3 separate regions of the Mus musculus genome follow, and regions 1 and 2 are each linked to region 3. Evidence: chromatin loops called from intact Hi-C (ENCODE). Cell type or tissue: left cerebral cortex. All regions are shown on one strand. Each heading gives the region's core, and the rest is flanking DNA. Links, peaks and the distances in the headings are about the cores only.

Region 1 (11,356 bases), core at 4,112-9,111, 430 kb before region 3:
GCACCAGTGTAAGGGACTTGCAGTCTTCTCCTCACACTACTCTGGCATTCCTGAATTTCCTCTCCTCCCTAAGCTCCCTTCTCCACTTCCTCTTCTTCTAAGGAAACTTCTAGCTCTCCAGGACATAACAGCAATGATACCAGCTGCCATCACGGTCCAGATACCCTGGTAAGCACTTGACACAAACTGTGTGTCATGTGAGGTTTGCAACAATTCTATACAAGAAATGTTATGCCCAATGTATAGATAAAGAAACTGAGGCTTTTAGATTTAGCAAATGAAAACATGAGTTCTTTCAATGTTTCCCTGGGGGTATTGAACAAGCTTATATTGCAGCTTTTATTGTTTGTGTTAGGTTTTACTCCAAGTTCCTCAACAACAACAAAAAAGCAGGGGGAGAAGGTAACTAAGTGGTGACCATTGGTTTCCCTTCCGATGCACAAGCTAGGGGGTCTGAGAGTCAGTTGTATTTAAAAAGCCTTTACTTTGGGATTAAATACAACCTCAGTTATTTATTACTTATTTAAGTCTCTTGTTGCTATTCTCTCTTCTTTGAGGATGGTCTTAGTAATCACTCTCTCACAGGCATTTTGCAAGGATAAAAAGAGTAAACAATTCATGGAAATATTCAGTTTTCCACGTGGCACATTATAACTGTGTTAACAAATGCCACCCATGGACAATCTGAAAATCTGTTTGACATCCTGGACAGAACCAAGGGTCTAGGGAAAAAACTCAGAGAGCAACCCTTGCTCACTCAAATGTCCTAAAATAGCATAACAATACTTAACACAAAAGATTTGCTGCCCATATTATGGGGGGGGGGGCTAAATTGTCTCTACCTCTAATTCATCAGTATCTATTATTATATTTTCTGGATTTAAAAAAATGTATCAATATTTTTAATTTTGAAAACTACCCTGAAAAAAAAAAAAAAGATGCTAGCAGTACAGATAGGAAACAGTCACATGAATTTGTTAACCCCTCTGAGTAGATTACGATTCGAGGCGAGAGCATGAAGCCAGCGCTAGAGACCGGGACCCTGGCCACAGATTGCACACCTTCCCACCTTTATGACAATGTTTCTCACAGTGCTTTGTGCTTTATGATTTGACTCCCGTCATTCTACTACCCAGAGAGCATCTATAAAACATGCCTTACTGCTCCCCACTCCCAGTCTCTGAGCGCCTTGGAGGTCTTTGTAACATTAGATAGGCAGCATCTAGGCTGTGTCTTTCATGAGCGTAAAGGAGGCTCTGATGTCTTATTACCTGGCAGGACCTCTGCCTCGGAGTCAGAGCAGGACGAGCTCCACAGCTGATCACTCCATTTGCTACCCTGGGTTCCTTATGTCAAGTCAGCACATTACTGATGTCCTTTGAGTATTAAAACTTGAAAAACAGGGACCATAAAATTTGATATCACTCATTAAATTAAATGTAAAATGAAAATCTTACATAAATAAAATTTAGTGCTCACTCTTTGTAATGTGAAGGGTAATATATTCAAAAATAGCGTGTTTTTAATACTATGAAAAGATTTCAACATTAATAAGTCAGGCTTCTTGTATCTGCACCCTATGAACATCACTGTACAAATTCTTCAGGAACAAGCTCCGCGGATCTGTAAGTTAATCCAAGTTTTCAGGCTCTTATACTATTTCAAACAATGTGTGCAAGTATTTCAACTGTACCTTTGCTTTCTTATAAAGTCTCACACATGTGGAAACCTACAGAGAAAGAACCAGAAAACCTCTCTCTCTCTCTCTCTCTCTCTCTCTCTCTCTCTCTCTCTCTCTCTCTCTCTCTCTCTCTGTGTGTGTGTGTGTGTGTGTGTGTGTGTGTGTGTGTGTGTGTGTGTGTGTGTGTGTGTTGCTCATTCAAGTTTGGTTGGTTGGTTGATTTTGTTTTGTTTTTAGAAAGAGTCTTATTTTGTATCCCAAGCTGACTTCATATTCCTTATCCTTCCGCCTCGGCTTCCTGGGCGCTGGAGCGATGGCGATACACCTACACACTAGGCTGTACCATATTCTTATGAGACTCCCTGGGTTTAGGCACACTTTCCTCCTTAAGCTAAGAAGTATGTCTCCACCTTCAGTGGCCTCCATAATGTGTTTATTTTATGGTACTGGGTAAGTATCATCATATTCAATGTATAAAAGGTGTACCAAGAATGAAAAGTAACATTAAGATTCAATTCCATGCTAGGTTCAGTGGGTTTTTACCCTATATTGCAATCAACTGCACACACACACATTTTCAAGCATATTTTGTAATAGGAGCTTTGGATGTGAAATATATTTGGAGTGATTGCAATGTTTCGATTTCATTTTTCATAATTAATTAATTCATATTATCTTACAGAGTTATATGTCCATGATGGATCTGGGTTAAATGTTCCTTTAGGGAAAAGAAAAGGTACACTGTAGGCAGTATCATTGAGCATTCATCAATAGGGGAATTTGAGTTCCTTCAGTGATGGATTCTCAAACATACTTGCTCATATCTAGAGGGTCAGATTTCATTCCATAGTCTCAACACTCAAGCACAAACGTGTGACTGTCCCCTTAAGGTTGTAGTAATCATAATTGCTTCTTGATTTCAATTCACTGCACTAAAATCTGCCAGTATGATCCTAAGAGTCACTAAAATCAACTGCCTGATATTGTGTGTGAAACTAACCCAACACAGAGACACTTCCACTTGCTCTCACATGGCTGATGTCAAAACATTTTTCTCCGTCTGTTGCTACCCCACCGGGCTGCCTCTGACAAATTTTCAGTTCTGGGCATGCTTTTCCGAAGTTTTAATAGGCAAGACTCTGCCTACTATTATACGAAATGTCAATGCGTGCTTCACGTAGCTTGCCCTGAAGCATTAAGGGACAGCTTGTGTTCCTCTGGGATTCCAAAACCTCATGGATTCACTGTTCTTCATCTAGAACACAGATCAGGCATCTCTGCAGCCCTATTTCCTCCTACTGCTATCATGGTTTACCCTTAGACAGAAGCGACCTTCATTTACTGACATACCATGCTCAAGGCTATTCCAGGTTAACTCTCAAAATTCCAATAACTGAGCCCCCTGAGTCAGGAGTTCCAGTCCTTGGACCACTTCCTACTAAATAGCATCTTTCAGGAACAAGCTTCAAAAGTTCACTTATTAATAGCCTTGGCCAAAGAACGTGCATCTCAGAGATTAATTCTGCCTCTGTAGAAACTCTGTTCCTTATTTTAAATTTTGTGTTAATCTTAACATTTTTCTCTCATCACAGTTCATTTTCGATTTAGCAGCTCTGGCACTACCCTGACAAGCAAGATCATCATAATATTTAAGCAAGTGACCTTTCTTCTTATGTCTTACCAATTTAAAATCTAGTCTTGTCAATAATTTTTCTAGGAGGTTCCACCAACTTCTCACAGTAGTTTGTTCTTTTAGTACAGTTATTATCTCCTGACCAGTATGTAGACTGTAGGGACAGCCTGTAGGGACAGTTTACCTGGTAACTTTACTTTTTTACTGCCTGAGACCACCAGTGAGCAAAACCAGATTTGTAAAACTCTATGCTTTCTAGAGAGATTTTCAGATGAATATGTCCTGGTTCAGCTTCATCCTTTGCACCAGATGAATATATTCTATCCCTCTCTCTATGAACAAGGCTTCCCTAATACTTTCCTATGCTGAGTAGTATTGTCTTTGAGCACTCCATTTATGCCAGGAAACTATGTTTAAATGCACTCCATCACCACAGCCATCCCATGAGGTTAGGTATTATCGTCATCCACGCCCTCCAGATGAAATACTCCAAACACGAAGATAGCAAACCTCCCCTAGAGCCCAAGAAAGCCAACCTAGAGTTCAGCCAAGTGATTGCAGTCATGTCCTGCCTTGCCTGGTTTCTAATTCCCTTCAGTTTCATCAAAACAAAACAAAACAAAGAACAAACAAGCAAACAAAAACTCTGGACATTCTACAGATCTTTTGGGAGGAACTACATCTTCTCAGCACATAACATGGCCTCACCCTTCTTAGTAAAAGATTGGTTTATCTTAAACTGAGGATTCTCATACCTTTCCTGAGATACTCCATTAGTGACTTCCCTCATCCAGAGCATCCTGGGTCACACTTGCTCCTCATGTCTCACGTTCATTCCAGCTTGTTTATTAATCATTTTCCAATTACTCTGGCCACTAGGTAATGAGGGAGAGGGGACAGGAGGAGAAGAGGGGGAGAGAGAGAGATACAGAGAGAGAGAGATAGAAGCCAGATTAATTTAATGCATGCCCCTTGAAAGTATATTACATTTTGACAAATATCAAGAGGAGCGTGTCCCTTTATCCTTATTGCTTGTCTAACTGGAAACATTGAGAGAAGAAGCAGAGGAGCGTGTCCCTTTATCCTTATTGCTTGTCTAACTGGAAACATTGAGAGAAGGAGCGCTTCTAAGGTCAAGGTGGGAAATGACTTTGGAATTCATTGAATTCAGTGCCTCCTTTAATCTCTCATAGGAGAAATGTCCTACATACACCGAACGGCCAGCTAGTTAAGATTATTTTTAGTAATGCTTTTGTAGACGATCAGTGGTTTCGATCAAAACTCTTCAAGATTACTTACATTAACTTCAGCACTTTCTGACCATTATTTTCGTGAGTTTAATATTTAGTAAATTTAAATATACCTCTTTTAACAGTTTGTGCTTCTAGGATGTAGCTGTTTCAAGTACACACACATACACACACACTTGTGTCACATACACACATCTCATGAACACTCATATGTGCATCACACATGTACACAGATACATCACACAGGTGCAAACACACACAAACATATCACACACACACATGCACCAAAACCTGCATACACACATGTTCACATCACATACACACACAGCATACACCATCACACATATAACACATATACCCCAAATAATGTGTATGCGGGCACACACACACACACACACACACACACACACACACACACACACATGGATGCACACATTTAGGTACAGAATTGATAAAAGGCAAGACATGTGGCAGGAAAATATCTTTTAATTAGGCAACACATTCTGGCAAACACATGTGACAGTAGCATATACAAAACACAGAATTTCTGATGAATAAAACTTTCTTCTTTCTCTTTTTGGGCAGAAAGACAATAAGATCAACAGTGCACAGGTTCTAAAATTGTTCTCAACTGTAGATACGTGTCTGTGTAGAAGGAGAAGCACATGGCTCCTTTAGTTTTCCTTTCTCACTCCTTACAGTGATGATACATCCCTCTCATCCTGGTAACACTGTCTTTGATAAAGGCATACAGCAGCCTTCTGTGGTCCCTTATTTTGCTAATTTACCTCAATGCTATTTTGCTAATTACCCTGGATAAAACGTGCACTGTTTCAAGTCAAATCATGGGCTTAATGAAAGTCCCAAGTACTATAAAGAAAATGTTTTCAAAACCTAGAGTTTGTTGATAAAAATCAGCATGAGTAGGGTAAACTAGAAGTCCTGGAAGATAGAGAAATCTATTTTCCAGAATTTAAAATTCTGGAAAATCTACAGCATTTGAAATGTGTGATAGCTGTAATTATAACCAAACCCATATCCTCTCCTACATCTGTTATTCATATTAAAATCAGAACTCAAAGAGAACGTGGAAAGAAATTTCTATTGTGCATTATAAGCTTCAATTGTGAGATTATGTATTTGCGGACAGGAGCTGGTAGAATGGAGGGACACTCATATCATGAAAAACTGATGATCTCAGACAAAAGGGTCAGTTTCTTGTCTGTTCTTCGACCTTTTAAAAATAATAAACCACCTTCCTAACAAGAGTTTACTCCACAGAAGCATCTTAATATGCTGTGATGACAGATTGCTACTGCCTCAATGGGGGCTCACCCTCTTGAGGAAGAGGTGGGGGACATGAACCACGTACAGTTAACATGTCTGGCTTTAAATACAAGCACAGGTACATTTCAGAAAGTGAATATGTTAATTTTCAAATAAAATTACAAGGAGTGTCATTATAATTGGTGTGGCTGCACAGACATTGTCAGAAAGCAGGGAGGAGGAGCCGGGATCACAAATTGGAGTGTGTATGCTCTGTTAATGTGCATTTTAAATACCTGCCACAAACACAGACCTGTGAAACGGAGACGGTGTCCATTGTTTCTCATCTTTTATGATTTGTGTTCTATTTTCATATTCACTCATGCCTTACCTCCATTGCAAAAAAATAGAAATGAGACCAATTCTAGAATAAATAGAAGACTTTGGAGATGGATCAATGGGTCCTTGGCACACAAGAAAGGACTGGAGGTCAGTTCCCAACACACATGTACTAAAACATTAATAGAGGACGTGGAAAAAACGTGAACGTGCGCTTAACATGAATGCAGGGTAGAGGCCACCAGCTCGCAGGACATTCTATTTGTATTTTCAGCAGCTTGTGACTGTTGTCTTCCATGAGTTGTGCTCATGGCCTAAAGACAAGCCCTTAGTAATGGGAAACAGTAACAAAAGCATTTTTTAAAATGCCCAAATGTTTCAGGCACATAGGATAAGTCCCTGTCCTAGAATTATCTTGCAGTTTTGCCTCTGATGGCATAATTTCTAAAAGAAAGGATCAGATACCTCAGACAGAAGACTGGTCAGCATTGTTTAGAGCTGGAATGCCTCCAACTCATCATCTAAATTTGAAATTAAAAATCGCACCCTTCCAGAAGTTTTATCTTTTTACATCGGAAGCAATATTTCTTTTCTAGCGCCATCCTCATTAGCATGCGTAGGGTAGAGTCTTCACCAGTAACTGAGGCTTTGGGTATTTGGTTTCATTTTCTTGTCCGGTTCCAGACCACACAGGCAGTCTCCTGACATCTTTCAGACGCACTTCCTTCTAACCCAAAGTGAGCGAGCCTTGGTAAAGTCAGCCATAGGGAGGAGCTCCATAGCAACTGCAAAGGGGGCCTCTGCATAGACGCGCAGTTCTAGAGGAATTATGCTTGTTATTCACGGTAATGCAACGGACTCGCAGTAAAATTATCTTCTGCCGCCGGTAGGAGAAATGAGTAATTCAAAGAGCCTGAGGTTGTTTCTTAAGCTCCCCTTGTGCCAATTGAGTTGTATTATTTTGCAACCTTTGCTTCTGTCTTTTGAAAGCAAAGATTCAGAGCCTAAAGTGACACTAACCTTGGTTAGTAAAGTGATTTAAATGACTGTGGTCTTCAAACTGAAAAAATAAAAAGAAAGAGAGCTAGAATAATTTTGTCACTAAATTTTGTAATTTTCCTTTCCACACTTGAAGTAATTTTAGCCCTTTAAGAAAGCCCGCCGAGTTACTATAGAAGACATTGCCAGTACAGGCACTGCAATATCAGTCACCCTTACAGTTCATAGAAAGAAAATCAAATTCTATTTTAGTGAAGTTTTCATAACAGCCTTTTGGTAATAATGTTGAAGAATCATGATATATTTAAGAGATATTAATTCCAGTGATAGTCATTTATCTTTGATGTCAGAGACAGACAAAGGCTTGGGGAATAGAAGATTTACAATGACATATTATAGACTCACTTTCTAGATCTTAGAATTTTTTTTTTATTCTTCCTCTCAAACGACAGATAATGAAGCTTTATCAACTTCCTTTTATTAAAGCTAAAAATATACCCCTTAATAGGATCATAAACATTTAATGAAACTTACAGCTGTATTGAATCTTAAAATTAGGTGAGAATGGCCAGTAGTTCATAGAAAAGTAAATCAGCATAATTCATACAGTATAATTCATATAAGTTTACAACCCTGCTTATTTTAATTCAATACATCCCTGGGTCTGACCTCTCTCCTGACGTCCAGACTCACATTACAAACTTCCAAAATGAACCTGCTATCCAAAAGAGAGTCCATTTTCTTTCTAAGCACGTCTGAGACAGGTAGGTCAGCATAATAAGCTTAAATTTAAGAAGCTGGAAGAGGATGCTAGACACTTTCTCCATTTCTGCCTACTGTTTTCTGAGGATAATGTAAAAATTATTAATATCTCTCAGTCGTAAGTTGGAGTCCCCAGAAAGATGCGAACTCAAGTAAGTGTGGCTTACAGAAGTCCATTGCAGGACAGGGAAAGCAAGGGGACGGTGGCACAACCATCTATGAGCAACCGTAGTCGCTTTGAGGGTAACTTTGGCTCTATCCCAAAGAACAGAACTGACAGTAGGTCTATTCTGCTAGGCAATGTTGGGGACATATGTAAATCCTCTACTCTGTCAGTGGTTTGGTAGAAGTTGACCATGAAGGGTATTAGTCCTTGTGATCCTTCTTACAAAGTGGAACCAGGTGGGTTATAGACACTCCAGAACAATTTTCCAGTAAGGAGACAGAAATTGTAAGAAGGAAGCCTCTGGAAGGAGCCAAGGTGTGCAGAGATGAACACCTTGTGTAGGAGTGAACTGGGCTTCTGCCTAGTCTTCACTCAGGTCAGTTTTTAAAAGTAATGCTTAGACAGGTAACGATTCTTACTCTTTTTCTATTTAATTCCTCTTACACTATTCTTTGTTCCTTCTCCATGCATCTTGAAATTGGCAGAGATCAGTTGCTGGCAGTAAGGTACAACCAGATGTGTCACAGATGCAGTTCCTTATTGGACTATGCTTCACACCTTAATCAAATGTGGTGTACTCTTCTGGGCAGTTCAGAATTCTAATAGCTTACTGTAACATCTTCATATTTAGAATTTGATGTAGGCTTATATAACAAAGAATGCAAAATAACCGTGGTCCTCCAGACCAGCAGGGGCAGCAGAGAGCATAGCTGTTTTCAAGAACCTGGTCTCTCACCACTGTAAGAAGGCTGCTCCAGTGGCATCCATCACCCCTTCCTTCCAAGGAACAGGCATTCAAGGCACAAAGATGAAACAAGGGGCTTAAGCATGACATAGCTGCTCATCTTGTATTTATAGTAGAGGATCCAGCTACTCATATTTATGGTGGATCTGAAAATTCCCTCACAGAAACATTCAGAGTACTAGGTGATTCTAAATTCAGACAAGAGGATAAGATTAATCATTGTAAATCCATCCTTTGTCAACTTGACATCTATCCAAATACATCATGTTTTAAATGTCTTTTATTTTTTTAATTAAAATATAATTACATCTTTACCCTTTGCCTTTCCTTCCTCCAAACCTTCTTATACACCATCTCCTGCTCTCTCTCTCAAATTCATGGCATATATATATATATATACACACACACACACACACACACACACACACACACACACACATATATATGGAGGACACCAAGCAAACAACACCTTCCAGATACAAGACTGATAAGCATTTGAACTCAGAAACTGTGACAACCTGCACCCAGCCTGCAAGGTCTGTGCCCGATGGGGTCCCAGGGCTGAGAGCAAAATAGACACAAGCCCCTATCCTTAAGCCAGAAGTTATCTCCAATTGATAACAGCTTAAAATGGAAAATCAGTTTCCTCCAATAGAGTTTCACTGGGCATAGAAACCACATATAAGAGCAGTAGATGGCTAACACAAAGTTTACTCAGTGGTATTTTGGGAGGGATTTTTGGTTTGGTTTGGTTTGGTGTGGTTTGGTTTTGGTGTTTGGATTTTGTTTTGGGTCATTTGTCTCATAATGCTACTTCTGGGCATTTTCTTTTCTTTTGTTAATTATAAAAATGAAATAATGGACTGATTGATTAATTATAAAACAAAAGAAATAAAACCCATTCACTCTGTAGTAGAAGAGGGGTAGAAAGACTATAAAGCCATAGAAACTGAGTTTCTGTGCTTTTGTTTTATTTCCTAAAAACATGAAATAAAGCCACATCAACATGGTTGCTTAAATATAAATAGACATGCTAACATGAAAGAGGGGAAATCTCATAAGGGTCTCCACCCTAGGCAAAGAACTCTAGGCAACTGAGGAATGCTGAGAACAGGAAAAATACTCTTCCTTGGGGACAGCCCTAAACACAACACTCACACCTTGGTCTTCAAAGAATCAATACCATACCAACATGTGAATGCACTTAGCACATCTGTAAGGGTATCCAAAGTCTGTACAGTTCTGACATTGTTCAAAAGCTCATCGTTGGGCTAGAAATATCACTCCATGGTAGAGTGGTTGGCCAGCACATGCGGACCCCTATATTCCCCCAGTATTGACGAAACAAAAACAACACAAAGCAAAGCAAAACAAAACAAGTAAGCAGAAAGCCAGAAAATAAGCAACTTTTCAGACTGGACAGATGCCCCAACAGTTGAGAGAAAGTACTGTTCTTGCAGAAGACCAGAGTTCAGTTCCCAGCACCTTTTTGAGCAGCCTACTGCCACGTGCAACACCTGTCTCTGAATTCTGTAGGTACCAGCATTCACATAAATCACTCACACATAGACACACATATGTGCTCATTAAAGTCCAATGTCCAAAGTATCAATACAACATGTGTGTGTGTGTGTATGAGATTGGATGTGTGTAAGGGGGTAGTTTATATGTGTTTGTCTAGGGGTATAGGCCCATGTGTGCACATTTAGAGGTCAGAAGTCAACATTACATGTCTTCCTCAATCACTCTTCACATTATTTTTAAGACAGGCTTTGTTACTAACCTTGGAGTTTCACTGATTATTTTTTTTATACTGGCTGAGGAATCCTTTGGGATTTTCTCATCTCTGCCTCTTAGCTCTGAGATGACAAATATGTACCTCTGTACCAGCTGTTTATATAAATGATGGTGACTCAAACTCAGGGCCTCCTGCTTGTATCCACAGGCACTTCCGTCCCTGAACCATTTCCTCAGCCCTTAAGACAGACTCTTAATTGCGATCTTCTATAAAATCAAAATACAAATTACATACTTCAAAACATACCACGGCCCAAAATAAACATTTCCATTCCAAAGGAAAAGGTGGAGTTGGGGGATGGCAAAGCAGATGGGGCCAAAGAAAGGCCAAAGCCTAGCAGGGATAACTCTAGACCCTACTGCTCTGTGTCCACACAGAGGGGTTGTGGTAACATCACCTGAGCCCCATCCCTCTAGTTCTGGTACATGCAACACATGTGGCCAAGCTCTTCAAGTTCAACTTCCCTATGTGCCTGAAGTTTTCCTTCAGGTCTTCGTTATGGACTTTCACAGCACCGTGGAATAACTTTTCAGGGTCTTCTTGTAGGAATCTGACCCTGTCACACATAGCCTGGCACTGGCAGTTTTCTGGAACCTTAGTGCAAGCATCTTTGATAACATAGCTCTAAGATATTGTCTGATTTAGAAACCAGCACCCCATGGATTTTGTTGCCAAGTTCTGCAACCCACTTCTACCATATCTACTGAATCTCGAGAC
Region 2 (11,356 bases), core at 3,240-8,239, 450 kb before region 3:
AGACTGTGGTAAAATAATTCCAAGAATAAAAAGATTTCATGTGTGGAACAAGATGTCAATGCTCACATTAAAGGTTATAAAGCAATAATAGGACTATTACAGATGCAATTATTACCAGAGAGAAGATCAATACCTTTGAATTAATGGCCAGATTGTCTAATAAAATACAAATTTATTTTATGTAAACTATTGATTCAAAGAACTTCATAATTAGGACAATTAATAACAACATTTAAAAGATGACCAAAAATCTTTAGCATTTTTAATGTCAAATTTTGAAAAAGAAAAAAAGGAATTTTTATCTATGTGATTTATACATGAAAATATTTTGTATTAAATAATTTTCTTAAAATGGAATTTTCCTGCTCTGAATTTCCTGATCTATATAGTCAGAAGGACAGACATAGACAGCATTCAGAAAATCAGTTAATTATTAGTATTTCCAAAGACAAACACATGCATATTTTGCTACCCATGTGATTGAATTGTTTCACAATATCTCAATAATCTGACAGTAATTATTAGTTCTATTCATAGTTATGAAATGCTAGTAACAGTTGAATTTGTCAAAAATCAATATTAAACATGATAGTCTTCATTTTTGGTTCATTCTGAACATGGTATCAAAGGTCTTAGACTTCAAGTTGAAAACAGGTTCTAACTTTGTTCCTATCCCTAAATAGTTTGTGAGTCATTTTCAACAACCAACTAGGTTTTGACTTATAGAATTTGATTTGAGGACAAATCTTTGGTGACAGATAGAAAGCTATTAGTAATGCCTTCCTTAAGTTCAGAGCAAAGTCTTATCTTTGACCTCAAGCTGGATTACTTATCAGGAGTAGAGCCTGAGCCACAGTATTCAGCCAGGATGCTAGATATTCAAGAAATAAAGAGCTCATTTAGCCCTCCAACTCTCTGCTAACACTTGAAACTTTCTTCTAAACACCGTGGACCTAAAATGGCCTGCCTGATTGCCTAGAATCTCTGCTAGCTCTTCTCACCAGAACTCTCTTGAGTTTGAGATTGTTCGACCTGCATGGGCTCCATCTGCTACCTACCTTCTATTTAACTCTGCCTGTTTAACCAATGTTTTGCTGGCTCTTCAGTATCTACCCAACACATAGGATGTGAGAATAAGGAAATTTTCAAAAAAAAAAAAAAAAGGAGGAGGGGGCAGTTGGTTACTCTCATAGTGTTTGGGGCATTACTGCACCAGCATATCTTACAAGCAGATCATTATTGTGCTTTGCAGGATTTGTAGCTGGGTGATATTGATGATATCTACTCTGTTTCTAGGTTGGTAATGTTGAAAGTACCTGCCAGAGCCGTGAGTGCTAATCAGTATGGGTAAAGCCTAGCTGGTCACCAGCTTGACTTCTCTATGTTCAATAACACAAGCAAATGCTGTCCTCGGTTACAGGTTCTTACCTCAGGCTGCGGAGAGCAGCCAACAGCCTTGACAATATATTGCCTGCAATGTTTGGAGGGGCCATAAGACTTCTTTTGACCATGGACCCAGTAAGATGTACAATAAATCCTAATTACAGTGTCCCCTCCCTCTACTCCTCCCAGCTCCTCCCTACCTCCCCTCCCATCCAGTTCCATGGTCTTTCTGTCTCTCATTAGAAAATAAGGGGCTTCTAGAGAAAACAATTGAAGATTAACAAAACAAAATATAATAAGACAAAACAAATGCCGTCACGTCGAAGTTGAACAAGGAAATCCAACAAAAGAAAAAGAACCTCAAGAGACCTTATGAGACTCAGAGACCCACTCATTCACACATTCAGGAATCCCTTAAAAATACTAAACTGAAAGCCTTAATCTATAAGCAGAGGACCTGGTGCAGACGTGTGTAGGCTCTATGCTTGCTGCCTTAGTCTGTGAGTTCACACGAGCTTTGCTCAGTTGATTCACAGGGCCTTGTTCTCCTGGTTCTTCATCCTCTCTGGCTCTTACACTCTTTCCACCTCCTCTTCCACAAAGTTTTCTGAGCTCTGAGGGAAAGGATTTGATGGAAACATCCCAATTAGAGCTGTGTGTTCCAATCTCTCTCTCTCTCTCTCTCTCTCTCTCTCTCTCTCTCTCTCTCTCTCTCTGTCAGTAATTTCTAGCTATGGGTCTCTGTATTTGTCCTCACTGATGCAGAAGAAGCTTTCCTGGTGATGGCTGATTAAGGTATTGATCTATACATATAGCTGAATATCATTAGGAATAATGTATTGGTATGTTATTTTTCTAGACCAGGAGTATTTAGTTTTATCCCAGGTCTCCTGGCTATCTAGTTTCTGATTGTTTGTCACCCAAACTATATCAGGCCAGATATGGGTTCCACCTTGTAAAGTGGGCCTTAAGTCAAATTGGACATTGGTTGGTTACTCCACCTGCTTTGTGCCACCATTGCCCTAGCAGATTTTGAAGGCAGTACAGACCATAAACCAATAGTTGTATGTCTGGTTTGATGGTTGTTTCTCTTCTGGTACCCTGAAATGTACATTCCCATACTAAAGACACTGGAACACTTAGGTGGAGAATCTATGAGACACCAGCTCACCTTTTCCTTCTTCAATGAGGTAATGGAGCCTTGCTTTTAGTGTGTGATGAGCAATCTATTGCCTTGGCAGCGTCCTGTGTTGTTTAGAAGTTTGCATGGGACCACTTTGGCCAATAACTCATTTGGATGTAGCCCAGGCTAGGTACTAGAAGTTTTGCTTGGTAACAAGAGATGGCCAGTTGTGACTCCATCTCCCCCATTATTTGGAATTCCACTAGAATCACTTTATAACTGCTGGAGGGTTTCTTATCCCTTGGTAGATCCTCTTAGCCCCCTGTCCCATCCATGTGTCTAAGTTCTGTGGTCATCTGGATTGTCCATACATAATGGAAAATCTAAAAGTTAGTATCTGCATAGAGAAGAAAATATGCACCATTTGTCTTTTGGAGTCTGGGTTACGTGACTCAGGTTGACTGTTTCCAGCCCTATCCATTTACCTGTAAATTTTAATTTTTTAATAGCTGAATAATAGTTTATTGTATAAACAGACCTCATATTCGTTACCTGTTCATCAATTAATGGAATCAAAGCTGTTTTTATTTTCTGTCTATCATGAATACTACAACAAATGAACATGGATGAGCAAGTATCTTTGTGATAAGATGTAGTCATTTGGGTGTCTGTCCAGGATAAAAGGCCTACACTATGAGATGGACTCTGATAAAGTGGCCAAGAATCTGAGACTAGATGGATCTCAGGCGCAGGGGCAAATATGCAACTACTGTTCTGCTAAAGAAATATATCTACAAAATGACTCCTAATGACATATTTCTATATGCATAGGTCAGTACCTTGCCCAATTCCCATAAGAGAGATACTTTTTTGTGTGCAGTAGATAAGAACTAACATCAGAGCCACAATTGGACAATGTGCAGAGAGTGAGAGACGTAGGAGCACTCGATCCTAAATGAGATGTCTTCATCAGACTCCTGTTCTCAAAGCTCAGGAACCTACAGAGAAGTCTAAAAGATTTTAAGAGACATGTGGATGATTCTAACAGTGTCTTCTAGACACAAAAGGGCTGGGCACATATGACCTCACAGACACTGTGGCAGCATGCACAAGTCCCTCACAGGTTTCAGTCAGAGAAAATCCCAGCATTGAAAGGGGATGTACAGGCAGAGTTCCACCCCTAACCAAGAAGCCATCGATAGTTTCTTTGAAAGGAAAAACAGTTCTCTCCAATGGAGTGTCACTAGGTCCCTCAGTCACAGTCCAGGACAGACCCCATGCCTGGGAGTAGCTGACCACCACCACCATCATCATCACTACCCACATACATACACACACACATACACACATCACACACAAACACTACACATCACACACCACAATACACACACACTACACAACACACACCAAAACAGATACCACACACAACATATATACCACAACATACACAACACACACCAAAACAACATATCACACACACACACCACACATCACACATACACTTCACATACATACACCACAACACACACCACACACATATACATGCACCCACATACACGCCTGTCACACACACAAACACATACACACACACATACACATACATACACATACCCCACTGACACACACGCACACACAGAGACACACACACGCAAACCCTCCAAGTAGTTGGTTTTGCTTTTGTTTTGTTTCAGCATCTTTTGTATTACTGTTTTTTTTTTTTAATTTACTGTTGTTGTAAGACAGAAAACATACATGAAGTTGGGTGTGTAGGCAGGAAGAGCTGGAGGAGCAGCAAGACATGAACAAAACATACTATGTGAATAAAACTTTCATTTAAAAAATAGAAAATAATGAAGTATTTAAAACAGCAGTACCTGAAATGTCAAGGGCTGGGCATTGCAGTCTGAGGGGGACAAACAGTACACTGTGGCTAAGAAGGTCATGTGGGGAAAAACGCAAGATGAATATGGTCCATTTTTCAATACAAAGTTTTCTTATTGCTTCCCTCCCCCACTCTTCCTGCCACCTCCTGCTTTTGGATGGGATAGTACCACATAGCGCAGACTGGCCCCAAGCTCTCTATCTATCCCAGGCTAGCCTCAAATTTGTAAGCTTCCTGCTTCTGCCTCCCAAATGCTGAGCTTACCAGCACACACTTGAAGGTGGCAGCCACCATGCCTCAGGACTCACTTCAGTCTGGCCTCCCAAGGTTCACTGGAGCTTCCTGACATCCTCAAGTCATCCCCTGACCTCCATCTGTCCTGGACACTGTGTGTGCCTGAATTTTGTAGGGGTAAAAGCCATTGTGCAACTAATGTGTGGGGTGGTACACATTGGAACACATGACCTACCTCAGCTCAGCCAAACCCACGTACCTGAGTATGATCATTTCTGTTAACTGAATATTAAAATATTTACCTGAATTTGACCATTCACTTATTTTTAGCCAGCTCGATAGTGTGTCTTGCTAGATAGCTAGATATTGTACTTGCTTTAGTAGAGCTCAAGTTTCTAAGTAAGATCTACAATGGATCACATCTCTTGCAGCTACTTTTCTAAAGAGGCCATTGGAGAAAACCTGCCAGGGACTCCTTGCAAATTAGCCTTTCCGCTTAAGCTGTTAGGTGGCAGTGGCTGTGTTTGCTACCAGATGTGACTAGGCAGAGTCAGGTGACCTCAGTCCCTATGCTGTTTCAGAAGCTTTGTAAGTGTCTGGCCCCTAACACACTGAAATTTACTGTTCGCACCTAAGTTATCTGAGAAGATTAGCATTGCCACTTACAAAATGACATGGAACACATAAGGAAAATGAGGATGTAAGATGGTTTATGGCATTGACTTCAACTAAGCTTTCTTCATTCCTCCCTCCCCCACACTAGAAATAAATTTGGAAAGGCCAATAGATGTTACTTAAATCTAACAATAATGACGTTCTTTTCCTTTCTTTTCGTTTCTTTTCTTTTCTTAAAAAAAAAAAAAAAAGCAGTGTTATTATCTAGGTCAGAGGACAGCTCTGTGGAGTCCGTTTCCCCCCTCTCCTCTTTACATGAGTCCCAGAGATTGGATCCAGGATCAGGCTTCCAAGTCAAATGCTTTCACCTGCTGAGCCTCGTTTGGTCTAGGATTATCAGTTAAAACATTTCTTCACATTGTGGATAGACATGCTGAGTCCCATTAGCACAAAAATGTGATAATAGAAGTAACATGCCTTTAAAATTAATTACGTTACCTGAAAATAACTGGAAATGCTCTCAAACACTGAGCATTATTTTGAAGTGTGTATAACAACAAGCAATTTTGGTGAAACTTCAACGAGTAATTATTGAAAATCTACTATTTTTTTCCCTCATAGCCATTAGCTAATATAACAGTGGCAACAAATTAAAATGAAATACATAAGATTTACAAAACCCCTTTAGAGAGTGTACATAAATATGTTCTATGTTTGCATGTGCACATAAATAAATATTTATTAAAAAGTCAGACTCTCAGATTCATATTCAACATCCATGAACTACAAAAAAAAATTATACAAATAATTTGGTATTTTTGACTGCATAAACATCTGTCATGTCAGTGCCTTGTGCCTCTGCAGCCAGAAGAGGGCATCAGATCCCTTGGAACGGGAGTTACAGAGAGTTGGGAGCCACGTGATTGAGAATTGAACTCAGGTCCTCTCTAATCCAATGGTTCGCAACCTTCCTAATGCTGCATCTCTTTAATACAATTCCTCGTGTGTGGTGACCTCAGCCATAAAATTATTTTGTTGCTACTGCAACATTACTACTGTTATGAATTATGATATAAATATCTGTTTTTCCATGGCCTTAGGTGACCCCTGTGAAAGAGTCATTTGACCTCCCCTCCCTGCGAGAGGTTGAGACCAACAGGTTCATAGCCTCTTAACCCCTGAGCCACTCCCCAGCCACACATAGCCACATTTTCAAATGACCATGCTTTTCACATAACAAAATTTCTCTAATTATAAATATTTTATGGTTTCCTGACACTTACTATTTTATGCAGTATATATGAGCTAAAGGTTTATTATTATTATTATTATTTGTTAGGTTGGTTTTACTTTTTAATGTTTTATATTAGAAATGTTGGGCTGATGACATGATTCAGCTTGTGAAGATGCTAGATGCTTAGTCTGAGGACCTGAGTTTAATCCCTGAGACCAACAAGACACTGTTGCATAAATAATTGTCTCCATGGTGTCAGAAGGAAAAAAAGTCTACTTGTCCTCTGACCTCCAGATGTATGCACGTGTGTGAACACACATGCACAAGACAGAGACACTAAAAATTAAGTTGTAATGTCTATAACAAATTTAGGAATTTTAAACAATGCTCCCTTAAGAGCAGGTCCCAGTGCTGAATATTCACTTATTTTGCAGGATCATATTATTTAAGGCTACACAGTAACAGAGGACCCTACAAACACAAAACTGGGGCTGACGACAGAGCAATAGGCATCAGTCTTTCTTATTTTTCTCTGAAATATGTATTTATTTTAAAATCAAGGTGTCTATCATTAACACTGTTCTAACATAAGCCTTCAGTCAAGTCCCTGTCTGTACACCCATTGTAAGAACCCCACCCTGCATATGCAACTTTATGAGCAGTTGGTATTTATAACGTTCCATTTAATTTCTCAGCCTCGTTTATCTTAGAAGCAAAAGCTCGTCTTCTTCACTGGATAACCCCTTATAATCTGAGGAACAAAGTGAAGCGTTGTCTTCTGTCACGTGACATCTTGGTTTTAAGGAAACTGTACTGTACAGTTTAGAGTCGTCTTCAGAGAAAGAGTCATTTGTTTGACTTCTTGCAGCTCAAGGATGTTGAATGTGAATGAATCTGACAATCTAACTCTGTAATATTGTGTCACTCTTGAATGACCAAGATGGCTGTGCCAATACTCAAGCTGCAGTACCCAGAGTGTCACACTCATATCCTCTAAATCATAAATTGAGCAACAGAGCTGCTTTTGTTCAAAGAATAACTAGGAAAGGGGTAAAGAAGCTGCCTACCCAAAGCCAAATGACATTGTCAAGCAGACCTTTGGACTATACAAATTAATTTCATCACACCATTGTGTTAGAATTTACCTGCTCTAAAAGAAGTCAGAAAGTGACTTCTCTTTCATCTATACACACTGCATCAACATCTTCACCACCATCATCACCACCACCACCACCACCACCACCACCACCATCACTACCCACCACGCATTGCCACCATCACAACCCACCACCTTTGCTACCACCACCACCATCACCACTGTCACCATCACCACCATCATCACCATCACCACCATTAGCAGCACCTTTCTCTCCCCCTCCCCTTCAGTGAAAAATGTGATCAGCTACCCATCCTGTATTTTTAAGTGTTTGGGGTTCTTTTTCACAGAGGATCTCCTATAAGCTGAAATAAATAAGTGTTATCATTTTTTACTAACAGGAGACAGTTGGTGCTGTTTGAAAGTTTGAGGGCTTCTGCATATGAATTTCCTTCTGCTTTGTTTAATCTACCCTTTAAAATTTAAAAGCTCTATGCTTATTGAACTAAGGAACCAGAGTTAATGAAGAAGACAATTAAATTTACCCAAACTTAAATTCCTGTGACTGTACTCAGCTGTATAAATAATTGTCCCCATGGTATCAATCAAGTAGCTGAAATTCCACCCCAATGAGAAGTAAAGTTCATATTCATTGGATGCCGAGGATGCCTTTCTATCCATCTATCTCGCTCTCTATCTGCCAGTCTATCTTCTCCAGATTGATGCACTGTGTTGGGTGCGTTCCTCCTACTTCCACGGAGTCAGGTACTTATAGATAAAGGAATGAAGCTTTTAAAAAAAAATAAAACAAATAAAAATATACTCTTCTATTTCAAATGGAAATATTTACAATGCTAGAAAAGCTGGTTACAGACATATTTTTTATTAAATTTATGTACTGTTGCCTGGAGAATTAATAACGTCCCACCCACAAGACCACTCTCCTGCCTGGTCATTATGGATTTTTCAGAGTTGAATCACATCAGGGTTAACATCAATGAGAAGTAAAAAAGCAATCTTGTCTTAAATACAAAAATTGTTCCCACACAAGTACAAGGGAACAGGCATGAATAACATTTACAATAGTGAATCAATGTATGTGTAAGGACATAGGCTTTTCTTTAGTTTGTGATAACTACTGTACCATTAATCTAAAAGTGCTTCACTATTTCTTTGAACCGTTAGGTAATGACTACAGCTAAGAACAGGATATTGAGAATCCAATTATCTGACGTATTGTTATATGCTATATATGTTTATGTATATGTTATACATTATCTATGTTTATGTATATATTATATGTATGTTGCTTTGGCAGAAAACATAAACCTGAAGGCAACTATAACAGAAAGCCTTCTGTAACATTCCTTACGTTTTTGAGAATCGAACAGGGGTTTCTCATGCTGTCTCTCCTAAGTTTATTGAAATTCAAAGCAATAAATTAAAGTAAACCCTTGCATTTGTGTCTAACTTCTGAGTAATTAACTCAAGAAGAGACTGACACATGTGCTGCTAATCTTTCATGCTGTGATTAAGAGAGAAATAAAGACATCCATCAAACTGGATTACTTCTTCATTAAGGAGCCTCGGAAACTCGTTTTAACTGTATCAGAACCTCCCATTTTGTAGGTTTAAGTGAGACATTGCACCCTCCCTGTTAAAGAAGAGACTGCTAAAATATAATCAGCACTGGAAAGGGGCTACAATCCATTCAAAATTTCTTTACTAGTTAAATAAGATCGCTGAAAGAACGCAAAAGGACATTGTATGTTTGTTGGTGCCTTCTCACCGTACGCACATAAAAACAGAATTAGGAGGCCCAACTGGATCCTTGCTTCCATTATAAAATGTGCTTACATGATTGCATCTGGTCTCTGGAACTTCTTTATTTGAGAAAATAAAGTGGGAACACGGGTACCTTCTCCATGTGAAAATGAACTGTTCTGTCCCAGCCAAAACAAAACAAAAACAAAAACAAAACAAAACAGACAAACAAAAAAGATACTTCCTATCTTTCCCTTGTGTGTGCATTCCTCTTCCACATGGGAACAAGATCTCTACAGCACCTAATTATTTCAAACAGAAAAGATCAGACAGAAATGATTCATATACTCTATCATGTTTCCTCCTTAGTTCCTCGGATGACCCTCATAATACAAACTTGGAGTTGGGTGACTCAACAGGTCTAGGGGCTACCAGAATAACACAAATGATTTGAAACAAAACTGTTTTTAAAGCCAAAGTTATTATTATCGGAAATCCATTCTCTACTGGTTCCGTGATCTATGAGAGAAGTGAAGTGGAGAAATTAGGATAAATCGAGGTTGGACATTTTAAGGGTATAAAGACCTTTTGTTGGATATCTCAAAATGCTGCTGTAAGCCAACAATCCACATGGATCCACTGAGTTTCCGCTGAAGAAATGACTCACTGAAAAACTATCAACTTAATGATTTAAAACAGAAATACATGACCACAATCATAATAGATTCAACTAGCAAAAGTACCTTCCGGTTTAATTATAATTACTTTCATAATTAGCTGTGCAAAAGAAAAATTCAATTTCATTAACATTTATGTTTCTTTTTCTTCCACTCTGTTTTATAGGTAAGGATTCATGGGATTTTTATTCATCTTGATAAATCTTCAAGTTGGGCTCTGAACAAACAGGCTCAGATGCCAGGACTCTCGGTGACTCAGCTGAGAGTGCAGAGCTTTGGCGACAAATGGTTGAATGCCATGCTCTACATAAATTGGACAAGCAATTATTTACCACACAACACTGAGCAAAGTATCATGTCATTACACTGAAAGTGGCATGTGTGTATTGAACAGAATTTGGAAATTAATAAAGAATGTTTGCATTAACTACAGTTGCTGAATTAAATGTCAGCATTGATCAAAAATCTGAAACAATGGAAATTGTTCTATAACAGCTGAAAAGTCTTTGTTTGAAATGAATTTATAAAAGTAGATACTTCGGTCATGCTAAATATTAAGGCAAATTATAAATTCGTTGTTTTTGTATTCTCCTTCTCATAGTACCTAATATTTTATAAAACTGAAACATATGTAGTAAATAATAGTATCTATTATTCCACCAGAAACTTGTATTTTAAAACAATGTGCGAGAAGATTTTAATGACAGCCATATGGAATGGTGAGAATGTATTTTTAACATCTAAACATGCCTTCTAATTTTTTGACAATAAAGATACATTGGTTGTGTTAAGAAAGCCTGGTGTTATTTAATACTAAGCATTTCATTCTGACCTTTATTTAATCATATAAGTCTCAGTTTCTCCCATCTTTTGAATAATATATCTCCAATGAAATAGCCACATAAGTATCTAGGCATGGTGGTGCACACTTTTATTTCCATCAATTAGGAGGAAGAGTCAGTAGGATCTCTGTGAGTTCATGGCTAGCCTGGTTTACATATGGAGGTTGAGGATAGCTAAGAATATATGAACAGACCCTGTCAAAAAAAAAAAAAAAAAAAAACTTCATAGGAGAACAAAAAACAATATAATTTTCCACAAGCATGGAAAATAAAGACAATAAAGAAGCCATGTGAGCTCTTGAAGGAATCCCTTTGAAATGCATTATCAATAAAATCTATCGAGAAAGAGTGGTCGTTCGTATGGAGACTCTGTCCATACTCTGCTTCTCCCTGTTGTCAAAACTATTAACACAGAGATGAGTGACCCCGGGGCTATAAACCCTTGGTCATATACTGTTCGCTGATCTCCTGCGGAGAATGGCAAAATGCAACCGATTCCTGCATTG
Region 3 (11,356 bases), core at 2,700-7,699:
GAATTTACTGCTAAGAAAATGACATCAGGTTCAGAAATCTTCACGTCCCAAATCACATTTCTGTTAACCTGTTGAGCATTTCTCGAGATTCCCTGTAAGGAGAGTGAGTTTATTTCGGTGAACACATAAGTATTTACATCAGTATGACTTCATTTTTTTTTTGGGTGGGGGGAGGAACTATACAATGCCGATCTGCAGTTTATTCTCTTTGTTAGTCCGTTGCTTCCTGATAAATAGAAGATTGCAAAAAGCTGTTAAACCTCATTCAAGGAAACACTCAGTCCTCAAGCTTTCACAAGCTTTTGTAAAACCTAGTGAGCTGGGTGAAAAATCCCTGGCTGGGAGTAGAGTATCGTGAACAGATGAGCTCACCCCTGGTATGCAAAGCTGCCGAATTAGCTGGTTAAACAGGCTGCTGAGATAATTACATTGTCTGTTTTGTGACACATTACACCGGTGCACTTGAGATTAACCTGTTCTCTTGTGTCTATTCTGATCAGTTTTTTAGACAGCCTTTTATCTGATGAAGGCTCAGAGACATCAAAAGAGAAAGGGGCGTGGGTGAAAAGAAAGCCCACATTAAGCTGAAGAGTTAAAATTTCTATTTAAATTTCTGCACCCATATTCCTTATTTCCATAACTTTGGTTGCTCTCTAGAGACCTCTGCTGGAAATTATGGATATGAAAATAATCACACTTAAAGAATTCATTGTTTGCATTTTACCGTAGCTATTACATCATAAGCCCTATAACTAATTTTAAGAAGGAAATTTCAATGTTATATCATAAGCATAACACACTTACTACAGAGCTATATTCAGACCGAAGTGCTATGTTCGGAAAGTTTCTTTTTTTTTTTTCCCCAATTTTTATTAGGTATTTTCTTCATTTACATTTCAAATGTTATCCTGAAAGTCCCCTATACGACCCCCCCCCCCTGCTCCCCTACCTACCCACTCCTACTTCTTGGCTCTGGTGTTCCCCTGTACTGAAGCATATAAAGTTTGCAAGACCAAGGGGCTTCTCTTCCCAAATGATGGCCGACTAGGCCATCTTCTGATACATATGCAGCTAGAAACATGAGCTCTGGGGAGTACTGGTTAGTTCATATTGTTGTTCCACCTATAGGGTTGCAGACCCCTTTAGCTCCTTGGATACTTTCTCTAGCTCCTCCATTGGGGGCTCTGTGTTCCATCCAATAGCTGACTGACTGTGAGCATCCACTTCTGTGTTTGCTAGGCCCCGGCATAGCCTCACAAGAGACAGCTATATCAGGCTCCTTTCAGCAAAATCTTGCTAGTGTGTGCAATGGTGTCAGTGTTTGGAGGCTGATTATGGGATGGATCCCTGGGTATGGCAGTCTTTAGATGGTCCATCCTTTCGTCTCAGCTCCAAACTTTGTCTGTGTAACTCCTTCAATGGGTGTTTTGTTCCCAATTCTAAGAAGGGGCGAAGTGTCCACACTTTGGTCTTTGTTCTTCTTAAGTTTCATGTGTTTTGCAAATTGTACCTTGGGTATTCTAAGTTTCTGGGCTAATATCCACTTATCAGTGAGTACATATCATGTGAGTTCTTAGAAACAGAAGGTACTCTACCCAATTAATTCTATGAAGCCACAATTACTCTGATACCTAAACCACATAAAAACCCAACAAAGATAGAGAACTTCAGACCAATTTCCCTTATGAATATCGATGCAAAAATACTCAATAAAATTCTTGCTAACCGAATCCAAGAACACATCAAAACAATCATCCATCATGACCAAGTAGGCTTCATTCCAGGGATGCAGGGATGGTTTAATATACGGAAATCCATCAATGTAATCCACTATATAAACAAACTGAAAGTTTCTAAAGGCATCTGCAGGCTAAATTTGAGCTGGTAGTCAGTAAGTATGCACCCACACTCTAAGAGTCCACTCTGTGCTTAGCAATGATAAATTTTGGCTTGTTATTTTTATATTTTTGTTAATGTTGTCAAAGTTTAAGTAGAATTATTTATTTTGAGATTAAATGTGGTAGATATAAACACCAATGAAGATAATAATAATAACCACACACAAACAACTCTAAAACCTGTCCCTAAAGAGTTTTATGGGCCCTTTTTATGGACATCATTATACTTACAAGGAAAATTATTTAGACATTCTGATTATGTGGGAATGTAGTAAACATAAGATTTCATCACAGTGATAATTTAGATAACGGACAATTAAGAGAATAAATAGAAATACTACCCATTAACAACCTCTGGCAACTCAAATTGAATTTTACCAACTATTGAGCTTCTGGCTATATGGAGTTGCAATTTAAAGCAGGTATAATAGATTTTAACAACTAAACAGTGTTTGTTACACTGTACCAACTAAGATATTAGTTAAATGGGGCAAGAAATGTCCCTTCGTGTTAATGAACATCAAATTTAACTCCTGCTGTTCTTCCTCTTCCACTTCCCCATCCCCACCCCCAGGAACAGCTGTACTTGACTTGATAGATCAGCATTCAGATGGGTTTCCTGGAAAAATATGTTTTTGGAATAAAGCTTAACTTGGCCAGATCTGTCTACTTTCTATGCTCTCAGTTTGTTTTGAAGGATTTGAAAATATTGGCATCTTTCTTCCTTTAGAGAGTCCATATTGTACTGTCAGATATGAGAAGCTTTGCCAACCTCAGTTGGAGATGTCTGCATCAGTGTTTCAGAACATGCTAACACGAGATCACTTCTAGATGTCATCTGTCTCGTGAATAATTGTTTTAAATATTTTCAGCAAGAGAAATAAAAATCTTTCCCCACTGTTTTTATGCGAGACAGTTCTGTTGGCTCTAGATATATCTAAAGTTGGTTCATTATTTAAATGCAGGCACAAGTAAGAAAACAAATAAGAATTATGTTTTTCTTCATCATTTCAGCTCATGCACAGGAAATTTAATAGATATCTATCTTCATAAATTGAGTCCAAAGTTTTTATTTTACCACGTGATCATAATTTTACCACATTTTGTGATGAGACAGAAATAACTGGCTCCATCAACTTTATATGATGAAATTATTTTCTAATCAATGCTGGAGAAGACTAATGTCCTTTGATAATTTACAAATTTTTCTTGACTGTTTGGCTAAGAATTATACTGTGAAAAATTCTCAAATTGGGCCTAGTATATAGTAGACATTGAGTCTAAAGTTGATTAAAATTGTATTTTTATATCTTGGAATCTTTTTTAAATGATTGTGCTTATTCAGAATCTTTGACAGACTTAGAGCACAAATGCCCATTTTCTATTAATCCAGAAACAGTGTGTACAGAAATATAATGATGATGTGAAGGCTTAAAACTCCAAACATGGGATAGAGAGATGGCTCAGCAGTTAAGAGCACTGACTGCTCTTCCAGAGGTCCTGAGTTCAATTCCCAGCAACCACATGGTGGCTCACAACCATCTGTAATGGGATCCAATGTCCTCTTCTGGTGTGTCTGAAGATAGGTACAGTGTACTCACATACATGAAATAAATAAAAAAAAACCCACATCTCTACACATATAAATTCATTGACTTCTACTAATGGTCCAGAGAGTTGGTGATCATTAATACATTTTACAGATGAGGCAGTAGGGCTGAGAGAAATTTAATACCTTGGTGTCACAGGGCTCAGAACTGGCAGATGCCAGCTTCATACCCAGGTTATTATTTCTTTCCTAAAGCTCATGTGTTAGAGTAATTCAGAGAAAGGGATTGCATTAAGTTTGACTCTCCCTTGAGATTAGTAGAGGTTTGGTTCCAGTACTCTCCTTGATGCCCAAGTCCACAGATGCCTAAGCCATATACATTTAATGATGGATTTGCTTATAATTTAGCTATGCCCATCATTTGCTTTCAGTTATCTCTTGATATCATGTAGGTTATATGTAAATACCATGTAATTTACAGACCAGTGACAGGGGGAAACGGTGCACTTTTTTGTCTGGAGACAATTTTCTTTTTCTTGGAAACTTTCAATCCAAGATTGATCGAAGCTTTAGATGTGGAACATGATTCAACTAGGCTTCCTCTAGAAGCCTCTTTTAGTGGTTGGATAGACTGTGTATGTACTCTACAGAAAAGGAAATAGTAGAACCATCACTAGAGCACTGGTATCCAGTTCCTAAACCCCATGGACTTCCCTTCTGCTCCTGTGCTGTTGCTGGCTTTGCACATTCAAATGACTGAAGCCAGACTTGTGCACAGTGATGCACACAGGGGAGTCTGAGAGGACACAGCACTGCATTGATTTGGAATAAAGTTAAGTTTGAATTCCAGTGCACATGTAAGCAGATGTGTAATGAGGTAAGACCTATGATAGGCTAACTCTGAAATCCCACACGCTTATCTGATAAACAGAGATGTTAACACTTACTTTGGTGAGTAGCTGAGATTAAATATGACACTGAAGTGTCTGGCACAGGAGAAAAGTAAGTAAAGAAAATGAAGCAAGGTAGAGTTGGTGAGATGCCTCAGTGGGTAAAGGGGATTGCTGTCAAGTCTAATGACCTGGATTGTACTTTTGGGGCCCAGATATTGGAAGAACAGAGTAGACTTCTGCAATTTTTTCTCTGATGTCCACAGGTTGACATGTGTACAAGCTCCTGGTTCTAATAAATGAATAAACTGTAATGGAAAAAAAAGTACAAGGTATATTCCCATCGAATCTCCATCATAGTAAACTTTTGGAAACTTGATGTGTACATGACACAAAGGGCCTGGAACAATGAAGGAATCCTGGAAAACCACATGCAACAAAAGGCAACCCGGACCTTTGAGGACAGTTTTCGTCAATATGGACTGGGGTTTCATGAGGCATATTCAGGAAGAAAATGGGACTTGAGGTGGTTCTTGGGAGAGAAGAAAGAGGATTTATACTGTTGGAGAAAGGAAGTCGTTTTATTCAAGAAAGACAGCACTAGCTGAATTGCCTGGGTATATAATAAAAGTCCAATCCTGTTACAAAAATACCATTCCAGTGAAGAGCTTTAATGAGATCTCTGCACCCCAGCAGATGACCCATTTATTTAAATACCACACAGCATTCAATACTCCAGAATTCCTTGATGACACAATTTAGTCAATCTCTGGCAGTTGGCTGTAATTTAATCAGCGTAGATGTTGAGAACACTTCACTTGTAGTCAGCATATTGCTTCTGGGTTTAGCATTCTGTGATACCAGCCCGAGGCTGGCTTCTGGCTGCTTGGGCTTCTCCTGCTTTTTCTAGAAGGCTATTTCAGTGATTCTACTGCCTGTGTTCTCCGACCTCTTCTGCACACAGATCATAAAAGGCCTCGCCCTGTTGACTCGGTCAGCCTTTACCTTAAACTCAGAGGCAACCTTCCACTCTATTGGTGGGTTAGTGTGATTACATTTGTTCACAGAGCCCTCGGTGAATCACGGACAGTTAAAAAAAATGGAGTAAATACCGAACGTAAGTCATTTGTGCTACAGTCTGGGAACCTTCATAGTCTTGGTAAGAACATAGTTGTGGCCTTTGAGAATGTTACACAGAAAAAAAAAAAGAGGGGGGAGGGGGGCCAGGGAGGTGGGACTCAGAATAGTGGGTATTCACTTAGTTTTCAGCCGGTTGGTCTAACGCAACTTACCAAAAGGATATTTTTCCTCTCAGGTTATTGCATTATCATAAATCAAGTTTGCACATGTCTGTGGCTCTTCTTCTGGATTCTCTATTCTGTTCCATTGGTCAGATTTCCTGTCCTTGTGTGGATATGACATTGCCCTACATATATTAGCTTTATTATAAAGCTGGCTATTCTGTACAGCCTTAGTTTTTTTTATTTCATCAAGATTACCCTGGATATTCTTGATTATTTGTATTTCCAAATCAGTTTTTAAATTCATCAATTACAATCTAACACCAAAACCTTACTAATTTAAAACTTTATGATTCATTGAATATGATATGATATGATATATGATATGATATATGATATGATATATGATATGATATATGATATGATATATGATATGATATATGATATGATATATGATATGATACAATATGATATGGACCTATTGGGATGAGCTGATGCCTTAGTAATATTGAATCTTCTGTGCTATAACAGTGACAAGGCCTTGCATTTATAAATTTTAAAATGAGATTCTTTAAAATTTTCTTTTGATGATCTATTCAAACTTCTAGAGAGTTTAAATTGAATGTCTAATGTTGAATTCAATTACTTCTAGGTAGCTGATGCTTTTATGTATTTTTGTCAATGATGTTGATTTACTGTGGTCCAGCTGGATAGAAAAACTTCTGATCATCCAAAGGTATCATTTGGAGAATCATAAAAGATGCATCATGTTTTCATGCAAACATAAAAATCTGTATATGATCCTGTAAACTTGTAGCAAGGTAACAACAGACAACCCAGGTTTTAAATAGACACTATAGAACAGGAATTCCCAACACTATAATTCAAAAAGCCAATATTCACAAAAAAAATTCTTTGTTTGGGAAAGAAACTTTGAAATTACAATGAGATGCATAAAAACATCAAAGTGCACTTAAACAAAAAAAAATCAGATGATGCTGTCAAGAACTGTAAGAACTCATGCAACTCCCATATTCATGTCTTGTTTGTGATATCATTTGTAGAACTTATAAAACTTAACACTGTTTTCTAAAGTGGAATGAAAAAAACATAGTCTAGCAATTGTTCTGCTGTGTAAATATCAGTCATTTATACCTCTAGATAAGTACTCAATGTAAGTTGGTAACACAATGCTTCAGCCATGTATTTTGGACAGTATTATATATGATAGTACTACACTGAAAAACTCCTAGTATCCACCAGCAGTAAAATGAATGGGAACATGTTATAATTTAAGAGAGAGTCTACTCTGTACACATATCACTTCATTGTTTCAATATGTTAGAAATTTCCTGGCAATGAAATTACCGGTTTACGGGTAGTTATCCATAACAGATACATCTTGGAGTTGCAATGTAAATTGTAAGTTGTACCACAGAACACATTTTTATGATTCCATTTATGCAGGTGAACTGGCCAATGACTTTAAGATTCAGGGAAGTACTTTTCTCTGTTAAACTAAAAGAGGTTAACAGCTGGGGGAGGCAGGAAAAATCCTACAAGGGTGACTTCACTATTTCATCTCTTAACTCGGGTAAGAAATATATGGGTGTGTTCACTTTACAATAATTTCTCAGCTGTCTACTTTCGAATTGTGTACTTTTCCCTGTGTGTTATAGTTCAATAAAACCTCTCAAAACTACCATAGGAAACGGAACATCTCTGGATGAATACACACTTCTTGATGAGTAAGACCTGTACATTTGGAGGAAAATAATTTAACTTTCTATTTTGGAAGAGCTTAATTGTTTTTAATCCTTTAGTATTTATTGCTTGTTTAAATTTTAAGCATTAAAAGAGTTAAAATCTGGACAAAACATCAGGGAAGTAATTTGTGTGTAATAGAATTGCTTTACCTCTGAACTCATTTTCATCCTGTAGGCTTATATGCAAACAAACACTAATGTATACTTTAAACACCTTCCATAATGTCATGTTTGGAATATAATAAATAGGAGGGAAGGAAGACAAATGAAGTAACTTTAGGACTATAGTTTATTTTCATAAATAGACTTTATATTATTTTAGGATTTATTTGTATCTAAGTTTATCTCCTTCAAGTTCTAATATCATAAAGGTTTTTTGTTTTGTTTTATGTTTTGTTTTTCAAGACAGGGTTTCTCTGTGTAACCCTGGTTGTCCTGGAACTCACTCTGTAGACCAGGCTGGCTTCAAACTCAGAAATCTGCCTGCCTCTGCCTCCCAAGTGCTGGGATTAAAGGCATGTGCTACCAGTGCTGGGCTTTATCATATAGTTTATGAATATTAGGGATCTCGGTTTTAAAATGGAAACCTCAAGATTGCACTGTGAGATCAAAGTTGGATCTAACTTTCTATATTAAGTTGTATGGACAATCAATGGATACTTGAAAATTCTAATACAATAAAACTTTTTTTTACAGAACTATTTGAGTAGATCATCTTGAAACACTTTTATGAAATGTATTTAGGGCCACATTTCGAGGTGGTTAGAAGTTACAAGAGCTGGCTGCTCTTTCTGAGATGTGAGTTCAGTTTCTAACATGCATATTGGGAGGCTCACAAATGCCTGTAACTCTAGCTCTGGGGTTTCCAACTCCCTCGTCTGGACTCTGTGGGACAGATACACACACACACACACACACACACACACACACACACACACACACACACAAACACTGCACCTAAGTACAAAAAGTAAAATAAATCGTTAAATAACTCAACTCCCATTGGACACTGGTAATGCTGTAAGTACAAACGTCTCCAACACCAGTAATATCTTCCTAAAAATCCAATGGCAGAGGCCTCCAAAGTTTCACTGTGAAGTCACACAACCCACCCAAGCCTATGTGTATTTATTTTTCTGTGATATTTTGCTTCATCTTATGTTTTGTGCTGATGTAGTTAATAATGATTTTAAGTGCTACACTGATGTGTTAGATTTTACAATTTTTTTCCTTTTAATGATAGTATCTTTCCTAGTACAAAGCTATGAGATCTACAGGCACTGAATGGGGCAATACCTTAAAATTGCTTCCATTAGAGACAGATAGATAACAGTCATTGAAAAAAAGACTACAGTTTAATACAACTTTTTGAATCGCTTTGACGGTCTAAAATCAGCAGAAGCTTCCAGCGATATAGTCAGTAGTCTGACTCATATGGAAGCCACTGAAATCACACAAAATTCCTAGAATTTCTAGCTGTGTAGTTTTGCTACTATGTGAATTAAGGTCTGTCAGTTTTCCCCAGCGTTTGTTTTGCTCATCAGTACTGGGGATCCCTGAATGCTAATTCCTGCCCTCCATTTAGTTTGGAAACACAGTATAATTAATTTGCCTAAATTTACCTTGAATGAACTCCATAGGCACTGGGGGCCTTTGACCTCCGTCTTCTGAAGAGCTGGGAAGATCTGTGCCAGTAATTTCTCAGAGGTTTAGAATTGTGTTCTTTGAACCAGGTGTTATAAATATCAGAAGTCCGTTGAAAGAGCTCCCTTGAGGAAAAGTAGTAGTTTTATTATATTTTATTTTACTTTTATTTATTTTATTTTATTTTAATTGGGTATTTTCTTCATTTACATCTCCAATGCTATCCCAAAAGTCCCCCGGACCCTCCCCGCCCCCACTCCCCTACTCACCCACTCCCACTTAATGGCCCTGGCATTCCCCTGTACTGAGGTATATAAAGTTTGAAGACCAATGACCCTCTCTTTCCACTGATGGCCTACTAGGCCCTCTTCTGATACATATGCAGCTAGATACACGAGCTCCGGTGGGGTACTGGTTAATTCATATTGTTGTTCCATAGGGTTGCAGACCCCTTCAGCTCCTTGGGTACTTTCTCTAGCTCCTCCATTGGGGACCCTGTGATCCATCCAATAGCTGACTGTGAGCATCCACTTCTGTGTTTGCTAGGCCCCGGCATAGCCTCACAAGAGACAGCTATATCTGGGTCCTTTCAGCAAAATCTTGCTAGTGTGTGCAATGGTGTCAGCGTTTGGAGGCTGATTATGGGATGGATCCCCGGGTATGGCAGTCTCTAGATGGTCTATCCTTTCATCTCAGCTCCAAACTTTGTCTCTGTAATTCCTTCCATGGGTGTTTTGTTCCCAATTCTAAGAAGGGGCAAAGTGTCCACACTTTGGTCTTTGTTCTTCTTCAGTTTCATGTGTTCTGCAAATTGTATCTTGTATCTTGGGTATTCTAAGTTTCTGGGCTAATATCAACTTATCAGGGAGTGCATATCATGTGAGTTCTTTTGTGATTGGGTTACCTCACTCAGGATGATGCCCCACAGGTCCATCCATATGCCTAGGAATTTCATAAATTCATTCTTTTTAATAGCTGAGTAGTACTCCATTGTGTAAATGTACCACATTTTCTGTATCCATTCCTCTGTTGAGGAGCATCTGGGTTCTTGGGGAAAAGCCTAGAAGATATGGGCACAGGGAAAAAATTCCTGAATAGAAAGGCAATGGCTTGTGCTGTAAGATCGAGAATTGACAAATGGAACCTCATAAAATTGCAAAGCTTCTGTAAGGCAAAAGACACTGTCAATAAATCAAAAAGGTCACCAACAGACTGGGAAAGGATCTTTACCTATCCTAAATCAGATAAGGGACTAATATCCAATATATATAAAGAACTCAAGAAGGTGGACTCCAGAAAATCAAATAACCCCATTAAAAATGGGGCTCAGAGCTAAACAAAGAATTCTCATGTGAGGAATACCGAATGGCCTAGAAGCACCTGAAAAAATGTTCAGCATCCTTAATCATCAGGGAAGTTCAAATCAAAACAACCCTGAGATTCCACCTCACACCAGCCAGAATGGCCAAAATCAAAAATTCAGGTGACAGCAGATGCTGGCAAGGATGTGGAGAAAGAGGAACACTCTTCTATTGTTGGTGGAATTGCAAGCTTGTACAACCACTCTGGAAATCAGTCTGGTGGTTCCTCAGAAAATTGGGCATAGTACTACCGGAGGATCCCACAATACCTCTCCTGGGCATATATCCAGAAGATGTTCCAACTGCTCCACTATGTTCATAGTAGCCTTATTTATATTGTATTTTCTTGTCACTTGCTTGCTGTCTAGTGTGACACTCCCTGTTGGGCTATGTATTAGTTACTTTCCTGTTGCTGTGATAGGACACCATGGCCAAGGCAACTTATGAGAAGGAAGACACTATTTTGCTTCACCAGTCCGGGAGTGGGGTGGGGTGGGGTAATAAGAGTTCATCATGGCAGGGAAACATTGCAGCAAGCAGAATGATGGCCGCTGGAGCAGGAAGCTGAGAGCTCACATTTTCCAATACAAACAGAAAGCAGAAAGAGCTACAAGTGGGGTGTGGATCCTAATTTTAAATCCCACTCCCAGTGGTGTACTTCCTGCAGCAACATTGCCCATGTGAGCCTCCCAAAATAGAGTCATGAACTGGGGACCAAATGATAATTGCCAGAGACTTTAGGGGACATTGTCATTCATACCTTCACTGGTTATAATGGTCAAAAAGGTCTTTACCAGATGCAAGTACTTCTGGTGCTCAGAATCATGAGCTAAGTAAACTTCTACTCTGTATAAACCCCATAGCCTGCCTGTGACATTCCATTGATGACAGTAAGGTTTTTAAAAGGGAGCAAGTTTAACCTGTAACTGGGAGCCTGTGAAGAATTAGGAAACAAAATATTCTCTGTTTGATTATGTGATTTCTAAAGGGCCACAGAAAGGTTTTCT

What was found. Hi-C counts contacts between places; a loop is a spot of excess contacts. Peaks named below come from ENCODE experiments on the same cell type or tissue, not always from the same donor. Only the 100,000 strongest peaks of a DNase experiment are listed, where the experiment ranks them.
Region 1: a loop joins it to region 3, with 3 times the contacts of the local background. A loop is called at or near these places in 7 of 42 quality-filtered maps.
Region 2: a loop joins it to region 3, with 3 times the contacts of the local background. A loop is called at or near these places in 7 of 42 quality-filtered maps.

What each region holds. Positions count from the first base shown.
Region 1 is chr1:69,755,304-69,766,659 of GRCm38, reverse strand. No RefSeq gene overlaps it. Among named protein-coding and RNA genes, the nearest start is that of Gm29822, 27 kb to the left of the region's middle. In left cerebral cortex, for the core only: CTCF peaks have their summits at 6,981 and 8,785; a DNase peak (open chromatin) is centred at 6,919; H3K4me3 peaks cover 587 bases.
Region 2 is chr1:69,770,562-69,781,917 of GRCm38, reverse strand. Gm29822 (a long non-coding RNA gene) reads left to right here. Exons shown (of 3, transcript XR_373478.2): 3 at 10,175-10,799. Among named protein-coding and RNA genes, the nearest start is that of Gm29822, 11 kb to the left of the region's middle. In left cerebral cortex, for the core only: a CTCF peak has its summit at 6,096 (motif pointing right); a DNase peak (open chromatin) is centred at 6,131.
Region 3 is chr1:69,320,891-69,332,246 of GRCm38, reverse strand. No RefSeq gene overlaps it. Among named protein-coding and RNA genes, the nearest start is that of Gm28497, 100 kb to the left of the region's middle. In left cerebral cortex, for the core only: no CTCF peak of the experiment used is centred there; a DNase peak (open chromatin) is centred at 5,122.